Linked DNA regions of Homo sapiens: region 2 is linked to region 1. The links are chromatin contacts, found by Hi-C or POLR2A ChIA-PET in ENCODE. All regions are on one chromosome and are shown on one strand. Each heading gives the region's core, a stretch centred on a gene start or an enhancer-like site at or near the end of the contact. The rest is flanking DNA. Distances are from core to core; before and after follow the strand shown. Region 1 overlaps MAP2K5 (mitogen-activated protein kinase kinase 5). Region 2 overlaps CLN6 (CLN6 transmembrane ER protein).

Evidence for each region. Hi-C counts contacts between places; a loop is a spot of excess contacts on that map. ChIA-PET counts read pairs that join two places held with the same protein, here RNA polymerase II (POLR2A). Pooled maps may share reads with other maps.
Region 2: a pooled map shows a loop between it and region 1 (2.0-fold over the local background). The contact joins two enhancer-like sites. A Hi-C loop is called at or near these places in 2 of 50 pooled maps. POLR2A ChIA-PET finds 5 or more read pairs at or near these places in 2 of 52 experiments (HepG2 and Panc1).

The regions. Positions count from the first base shown.
Region 1 is chr15:67,744,398-67,748,648 of GRCh38, reverse strand. MAP2K5 (mitogen-activated protein kinase kinase 5) reads right to left here. Exons shown (of 22, transcript NM_145160.3): 18 at 392-418; 19 at 48-80. Among named protein-coding and RNA genes, the nearest start is that of SKOR1, 79 kb to the left of the region's middle. Within about 2 kb of position 2,433, at least 2 of the 41 ENCODE cell types and tissues checked have a DNase peak (open chromatin) inside an H3K27ac peak, as active enhancers do.
Region 2 is chr15:68,221,982-68,226,665 of GRCh38, reverse strand. The region is part of intron 1 of CLN6 (CLN6 transmembrane ER protein); the gene reads left to right. Among named protein-coding and RNA genes, the nearest start is that of CLN6, 5.4 kb to the left of the region's middle. Within about 2 kb of position 1,790, at least 4 of the 41 ENCODE cell types and tissues checked have a DNase peak (open chromatin) inside an H3K27ac peak, as active enhancers do.

The sequences.
Region 1 (4,251 bases), core at 1,184-3,683:
CATTAGGAATGACTTTAGGAGTGAAAGCACATAAGACGATGCCTCACCTCATCAACAATGCACTGCAGAAGCTGGAGAGGCTGCAATGGAAAAGAAGAGAGGAAAAAGTATTAGCCTCTATGCAATATCTTTACAGTGGAGTGGAAAGAAAAAATCATTAATGCAATAAAATATAGCAAGATTAATCAACAACAGCAAACTCTTATAAAAACATTGATGCTCAGGAGGTTCTATTATTTCTAATGGTACCTAATCTAATACAGGCAGTTAAAGGTTTGCATTTTCTTCAAAATGCAATTTGCTAAGTTTAAAACAAGGCATTCAAGCATGCAAAGGAAGCAGCCATCAGGAAAAAGAAAAGTGAATTTTTTTCTGAACTCATAAAGCTTACCATTAAAGATCCCTGGTTTTTCTGAATCTGAAAAAAGGCAATATGTAATTAGCATGTCATAATCAAAATGACTCACTTGGACACATTATGATCACTGAGAGAAAATTATTGCATTGCTGGTGGCAATTTGTGGGCATGTGTTAACACAATTTACATAATGAAAATACACAAATGTTAATAGCTCGCTTCTCATTTATAGGCGAAAGTCAGCAGAATGTTAATTTCACACAACACTTTTTAGTACCCTCCAGGTTGTATTAGAATAGGGAGAAAAACCATAATCCATTTCAAAAGGCTGTTTACGATTCAGATATAAATAATGTTTTATATTGCTAGATTGTGAACACTGGGCTTAATGTTGCAATCATTGCTAATGTTACGAAGCTCACTCTTTTTAAATTAAAAACCGATTTATTTAAAATTGAAATTAAATCATAGTCAGAAATTAGAATTTTGGATTCCTGCCAGTGTCTGCTCACAATCCCCTATTTTGTGAGGAAAACTTTAATTATGTAGTTGAAGTATTTGCACCTAACTTAGGAGTGGGGTAACAACTCCACCTTTTCCAAAGTTCCTTCTGCCTGTTTCCAGGGCAGCAATGCTCTCTGGGAAAATCAAATTCATGGAAGTTTCACACTGATTTTTAGGGAATAAATGCAGAGTCCAGTAAGAGCGCATTTCTGATCAACATTCTGAAGGCAGGCTGCTCACACATTTAACACTGATAAACTGCATTTCTTACAAAGCTACTAAAACGTGACATAAAAATTAATAAAACATCCACTTAGTCATTAAAGTACTAAACACTTCAGTGCCTCCCCATCCAGGAAAAATAAAGCTTACAGTTATTATAAACTCAATGAAAATGAAACTCCAGGTACTACATTTTCTAACAGAGAACTTTTCAGGAACCAAATACTGATGGGTCAACTGTTTTCTGAGATAACTGGGCTCCAACCAGCCGGTAAAATACAGGGAAACTAGTAATAATCCCTTATATGTTTTTAAAGGTGTTTTAAAAAATTCTTTCCCATATACAAACTCATTTGATCTGTACAACCACCCTGAGTTTGGCAGGGATGATCATCTTTATTCTATGATGGGAAAGCTGGGCCTATCAGAGGACAGTGTCCGGGCCTGAGGCCTCAGCGCCAGGGTGTGGTGGTGCTGGGGCTCCTCCAGAGCTCCTTTCCTTCCAGCATCTGTATTACACTTGCCTATGATCATAGAGTTATTTGAAAACAACTGTATTTGTATACATTTATACTTGGTATGGTATTGTTGATAAATTATCCATTTTGACATGTTGGTTCCTCTCACCTAGACTGTGAGTTTCTCAAGAGCTGCAGCTATGTTTATGCATTTCTTTTGCATCCATGTGGCTGATCAGCACACCCTTCTTCCTACTGCCTGAGTGTTTTAAAAAGTGTTTTCCCATATATTTGTCAAATGAACACGGCGCCCACTCATTGCTCTTATTGGCTTTTCATCACTTCCTCCCCAATCACTACTTTCAGAAACCTCTGTCCCAGGTTGACTGGCTTAGTCTATGTTGATAGTCCCTGCTTGATGTTGTCCTGAATTACTGCTTCTTCTGGTTTCTCCAGTCCATGAGTATTTCCAGACAAGATTCTGCAGGTAAAGATTTACATTACAAGGGAAGGCGGAGCTGTAACCACCACCCGGAAGTGGTTAAGAATTTCAGTAACAAGCCAAACTACCTTTAAAAAAATACTGAAAAGCCTGGATAACCTCTCCTATGACATGAGATATCTATGGAGTTTGCTTTTATTTTTTTTTCAAGCACACACTGATACTCCCCCCACCCCTACATTCCTAGTAAGATATATCTGCTTCAACAACGGAGTTATTTGTAATGAATAAAGAATCAGAAATCCATTTCTGACATCAAAGAGAATGTGTTTCACAAATTTCCAAGAGTCAGGGGGATGACAACATTCTCTGAGGAGAACATGCAGCAAACATTCTAAGTGAGAGGTTTTGAAATGAATTCAGAAATGGATTATGAAACACTGTCCCCAGAAACATATGAGTTGTGTGAATCAGATTAACTGAGGGGAGGAAACTTCCTCATGAACTGAGGTCTTAAAGTCTCTAGTTTGCCCTATTTTGCAGGTTAAAAGCTTAGTCTAAGTCAACTTAAAACTGTACTATTTATGCTTGCTCTTCATTAAAAGAAAGAGAAAAACAGCAATATCAAAGTCTTTTTTTATAATCTTATAACTATACTGTTTTGCCCAGGTTTTTAAAGAGAGACGTTATCAGGTTTTATTATACAGTTTTGATAGCAACATATTATATGAAATCATCTTCATAAATTTTGTATTAAGGTAACAGTGCCAGTACCTGAAATTGATTCAAAATGCTTAAGATACTCAATTACTTTTTAACAGTTACACAATGCAGTGACTTATATCTTCTATTTCACAAGAATTTGATGATGCAACATCATTGTAATTGATTCATTTTCTCAATTAAATAAAGCTACTGTGCTTTTCTTTATATGAATGCCACATAGACCATAGAGTTAGATGTATTATCTCCTTTTTCTGTCTCAGATATATTGCCATAAAGGCTGTATTATGTTCCTCTGTTAATTCCACCAGAAAATTTAATGCCACAGTCATATTTTTAAAATTCTGAACTGCCATGTACTCGGCTGTATTTATATTAGGCATATTTTTCACTGCTAAACTCTTTGTTGTTTACCTTTTTCAAGATCACATTACTGTATAGGCACAGCAACCATAAAACAGATCCAAACAGTCAACCTCCAGTCATTGCCTCTGCTTTTGCACACAGTTCATGAAAAAGTGAAGCCCCTAGTTTATAGCACATTAAAAGTGGAACCAAGGGTCCTCAATATAAAATGTTGGCTTTGTGAATGCCTATCTTTATTCTGGGTCTGCCTTCCAAATGCTTAGCTGTGAGAGCAGAGTTCAGAGGAACGCAATAATATTGTTAGGGCTGATGTACTGCCTGCACCTCACAACATATGAAATGCTGTTTATAACTAACTTGTCCAAGCCCTCATTCCTGCTTATACATTTTGCGTGTGTTGAGTGTTTTCTATGTCTAACTAGTACTTTGGGACAATGAGAGAACAGTAATTGTTCCAGTCACACACTTTGTTAATCAGTCTCTAGAACTAGTTGCATTTTGATAGATGAACCTCTTCCCTTTTCTGGGCATAGATTTTTTTTTTTCTTTCATTAGCTGTTAGATTCAAGATTTAAAACCACACTAACAGGGGATAGTTACGTCTCATTCTGATGTAAGGCAGACTCTTATGTGTTTAAATGGGGAAGAATGACTTCATAGAAGGCAGCCACAAGTACCAGTTAGGTCTTGGTATTATTATAGTAACATTTATCATATATTTCCTTACAAGGACCATCATTAGCAATTAGAAAATTCTTATAACATGACTTATGACTGTGAAAAATGATGCTAGAAAGGAAATTGCCAATGTAGAAGTTTGCTTGTGGGTCCTCAACTATTTAGCCAATGGCTCTGGTGATAAAAAGCAATTTTGGAAGTCTCACTTTATGCTTTGCTCTCTGTAGAGGAGCTTTTTACATAAGTGGTAAAACAGATCTTGCTACCAGCCCCTTTTACATTATATTCAGAGGCACAATCAGAAAACTAAAATGAATCTACCTATGTAACTTAGAGAAGACACCAGCTATAGCTTTCATTTTCTCTTTTACTCTCTGAAATTATGGCTTGCCCTGCAGCTCTTGTCTGGAAGATTTATGTGTGACCTAGGTCAGATCTTCCAATATCAGTTGACAAATTTTCTCTTTACATATTTACTGCTTTTCAAGCTTGTATTATTT
Region 2 (4,684 bases), core at 541-3,040, 480 kb before region 1:
GAGAAACCCTGTCTCTACTAAAAATACAAAAATTAGCCAGGCATGGTGTCATGCGCATGTAGTCCCAGCTACTCGGGAGGCTGAGGCAGGAGAATTACTTGAACTCAGGAGGCGGAGGTTGCGGTGGGCCAAGATCGCGCCATTATACTCCAGCCTGGGCAACAAGAGTGAGACTCCGTCTCAAAAAAGAAAAAAAAGGGATAGGATCTACTATTATCTCCATTTTACAAATGAGGACATTAAGGCCCAAGAAGTTAAGTGACTTGCTCAAGATCTGGTTAGTGGCAGAGCTGGGATATGAACCCAAACAGTCTCCAAAGTCCAGACTCTTTTTTTTTTTTTTTTTTGAGATGGAGTCTCACACTGTTACCCAGGCTGGAGTGCAGTGGCATGATCTCAGCTCACTGCAATCTCCGCCTCCCGGGTTCAAGCGATTCTCCTGCCTCAGCCTCCCAAGTAGCTGGGATTACAGGTGCTCGGCACCACGCCCAGCTAATTTTTTGTATTTTTAGTAGAGACGGCGTTTCACCATGTTGGCCAGGCTGGTCTCAAACTTCTGACTTTGTGATTCACCCGCCTCAGCCTCCCAAAGTGCTGGGATTACAGGCCTGAGCCACCGCGCCCAGCCAAGTCCACACTCTTAAAAACTACACTCAACTGCTATTTCTTGGTTTATTTTATTTTATTCTTTTTTTGAGATGGAGTTTCACTCTTGTCCCCTAGGCTAGAGTGCAGTGGTGCCATCTTGGCTCACTGCAACCTCCACCTCCAGAGTTCAAGCAATTCTGCCTCAGCCTCCCGAGTAGCTGGGATTACAGGTGCCCACCATCACGCCCATCTAATTTTTGTATTTTTAGTAGAGATGACGTTTCACCGTGTTGGCCAGGCTGGTCTCTAACTCCTGACCTCAGGTGATCCACCTGCCTTGGCCTCCCAAAGTACTGGGATTACAGGCATGAGCCACTGCGCCCAGCCTTTGATTCCTTTTAGAAAAAAGGAAAAATTTTAAAAATTAGCCATGTGTGACAGCACATGCCTTTCTGTGGTCCCAGCTACTCAGGAGGCTGAGATGGGAGGATTGCTTGAGCCTGGGAGGTCAAGGCTGCAATGAGCCATGACTGTGTCACTGCACTCCAGCCTGGGTGACAGAGCAAGACCTTGTCTCCAAAACTAAAATAAAAAGATGATATTAGTCCCCTACCCTAAACTTTAGCTTTCCTCACCCCTTCCTACAATTTCTGTCCTCTGTTTTCATGTTATCAAAGTAGACTATAATTATCTGCTGCTTTAAAACCGTAATTATCTTCCATGTTTTATCTGTGGATTGACTCTAAACATTGAAAATTAATATAAAATGTGTATGTTATTTAAGCCATGTATTTAATAAATATTGTTCCAACAGAGCCAAATAATGTTTAACAGTTACATTTGCTTTCTTATGTTACTTTTGTTTTTCTTGGAGTTTCTAGTTGCCTTTCTTTATTCTCTCATTATATTTGCCTTCATTTCCTTAGTTTTTTTTCTGTTCAAGCTTTTCATTGTCTTGTATGTCACCATTCTTTAAATAGAAGCAAAATTAGTCTCTCTGTGGTCCCCATTTGTGGGTTACCGCTTGACTTGTTCAGGATGAAACCCCTTCCTTTTCTGCCAGGCAGCCCTGCAGATGCTGCTGACTGCCTTGAGGATTTTAAGTGTATGGCATGCACTCCTCAACTGTCGTGGTGTCATTGTCCCCATATGGTAGACTTGGAAAGCTGGGAAGGAGAGAAGAGTCTAACCTTGTTTCAGGTTATCTGCCATTGTGCCATCACCATTGTTTTCAGCAGCATTTGCTAGTGATTGAGACCTAGCTGGCACAGGCTGGGGGCTCAGTGTGCTAAGTCTGTGGAGCCAGGAACTTGGGACAGGGTTGAGGTTGCTCATCCTCAGGACATGAGCTGGGGGAGAGGATGCCTTTACCATTCCATGATCTGCCTCCCGTGGGCAGAGTTCCAGGAGAAGAAAACCAGGCAGGTGCTGATTAATCTTTTTTTTTTTTTTTTTTTTTGAGACAGAGTCTTTTTGTATTGCCCAGGCAGTGCAGTGGTGCCATCTCAGCTCACTGCAACCTCTGCCTGTGAGGTTCAAGCAATTCTCATGCCTCAGCCTCCCCAGTAGCTGAGATTACAGGTGTGCACCACCATGCTGGGCTAATTTTTGTATTTTTAGTAGAGACGGAGTTTCGTCATGTTGGTCAGGCTGGTCTTGAATGCCTGGCCTCATGTGATCTGCCCAGCTCACCCTCCCAAACTGCTGGGATTACAGGCATGAGCCACTGTGCCCAGTCTAATCTTGATTTGCAAGCTGGTTGCTGAGTGTCCACTCTGTGTGCCTGCTTTTTTTTTTTTTTTTTTTTTTTTTGCAATAAGGTCTTACTCTGTCACCCAGGCTAAAGTGCAGTGGTACGGTCATAGCTCACTGCAGCCTTGACCTCCCAGGCTTAAGTGATCATCCTGTTTCTGCCTCCTGAGTAGCTGGAACTACAGATGTGTGCCACCATACCCAGTTAATTTTTAATTTTTAATTTTTAATTTTTTAGAGTTGTTTTTTGTTGTTGTTGTTGTTGTTGTTGTTTTCTTTTTGAGACAGTTTCACTCTTACTGCCCAGGCTGGAGTGCAATGGCGTGATCCTGGCTCACTGCAACCTCCGCCTCCCAGGTTTAAGTGATTGTCCTGCCTCAGCCTCCCAAGTAGCTGGGATTACAGGCGCACACCACCAAGCCTGGCTAATTTAGTATTTTTATATAGAGACAGGGTTTCACTGTGTTGGCCAGGCTGGTCTCGAACTCCTGACCTCAGGTGATCTGTACACCTCAGCCTCCCAAAATGCTGGGAGTACAGGCATGAGCCACTGGGCCCAGCCCCCCTCTTTTTTTTTTTTTCCTGTCCTACTAAGTTAGGCTGGACTAATGACAGGGATTCTCATTGACCAAGGTGCTTCCTGAGGTGGAGGAGGAGGTAGTCACTGAGCCTCTAGTGTATGCTGGGTACACATAACTTCCAGATACACACATCTAAGTGTTCATGCTTCCAAAATCCCTTTATTCCTCGTACCGAACATCCTACTTTTTGCCAAGTTTGGAGGTATCAGAGCAAGAAACTGAAGGCTGTTACCTCTTTCGCCACCCAAGTTCTCTGGGCCTGGAGGTTATCACTCTCTGCTTTTTGAGGCCTTACCCTGATGGCTACTGAGGAAGGAGCTGGGTGGGGCCTCTGTGTTGGTCACTCGTCTCAGACCACTGAGCAGTCCTCAGGGTTACTGGCTATCTGTCCAGTCTGAAGATCGAGCCGCCCGTCCCTTCTCTTTCTCTGGCTCCAGTAAGCCAGGCATCTCAGCTCCATGCAGAACCTTCTTCACTTCCACCTCCAGGCCTTTACCCTGCTTTCCTGCTTTTCTGCCTAGTTAGATTCATCCATCCGTGCTTTGAGGCTCCCTTCCCTCATGCAAGCTTTGTGTATTGCCCTAGGCCACGCTGATCCTTTTCTTTTTTTTTTTCAGTATTTATTGATCATTCTTGGGTGTTTCTCAGAGAGGGGGATGTGGCAGGGTCATAGGATAATAGTGGAGAGAAGGTCAGCAGATAAACACGTGAACAAAGGTCTCTGGTTTTCCTAGGCAGAGGACCCTGCAGCCTTCCTCAGTGTTTATGTCCCTGGGTACTTGAGATTAGGGAGTGGTGATGACTCTTAACGAGCATGCTGCCTTCAAGCATCTGTTTAACAAAGCACATCTTGCACCACCCTTAATCCATTTAACCCTGAGTGGACACAGCACATGTTTCAGAGAGCACGGGGTTGGGGGTAAGGTTATAGACTAACAGCATCCCAAGGCAGAAGAATTTTTCTTAGTACAGAACAAAATGGAGTCTCCTATGTCTACTTCTTTCTACACAGACACAGTAACAATCTGATCTCTCTTTCTTTTCCCCACATTTCCCCCTTTTCTTTTTGACAAAACTGCCATCGTCATCATGGCCCATTCTCAATGGTCGCTGTCTCTTCGGAGCTGTTGGGTACACCTCCCAGACCGGGCGGCCGGGCAGAGGCACTTCTCACTTCCCAGACGGGGCGGCTGGGCAGAGGCGCTCCTCACTTCCCAGACGGGGCGGCCAGGCAGAGGTGCTCCACACCTCCCAGACGGGGCGGCCGGGCAGAGGCGCTCCTCACCTCCCAGACGGGGCGGCCGGGCAGAGGCGCTCCTCACATCCCAGACGATGGGCAGCCGGGCAGAGACGCTCCTCACCTCCCAGACGGGGCGGCCGGGCAGAGGCGCTTCTCACCTCCCAGACAGACGATGGGCAGCCAGGCAGAGGCGCTCCTCACTTCCTAGACGGGGTGGCGGCCAGGCAGAGGTGCTCCTCACTTCCCAGATGGGGCGGCCAGGCAGAAGGGCTCCTAACCTCCCAGACGGGGCGGCTGGGCAGAGGTGCTCCTCACCTCCCAGATGGGGCGGCCGGGCAGAGGGGCTCCTCACCTCCCAGACGGGGCGGCCGGGCAGAAGGGCTCCTCACATCCCAGACGGGGCGGCCGGGCAGAGGGGCTCCTTACTTCCCAGACGGGGTGGCCGGGCAGAGGCGCTCCTCACATCCCAGACGATGGGCAGCCGGGCAGAGGCGCTTCTCACCTCCCAGACAGGGCAGCCGGG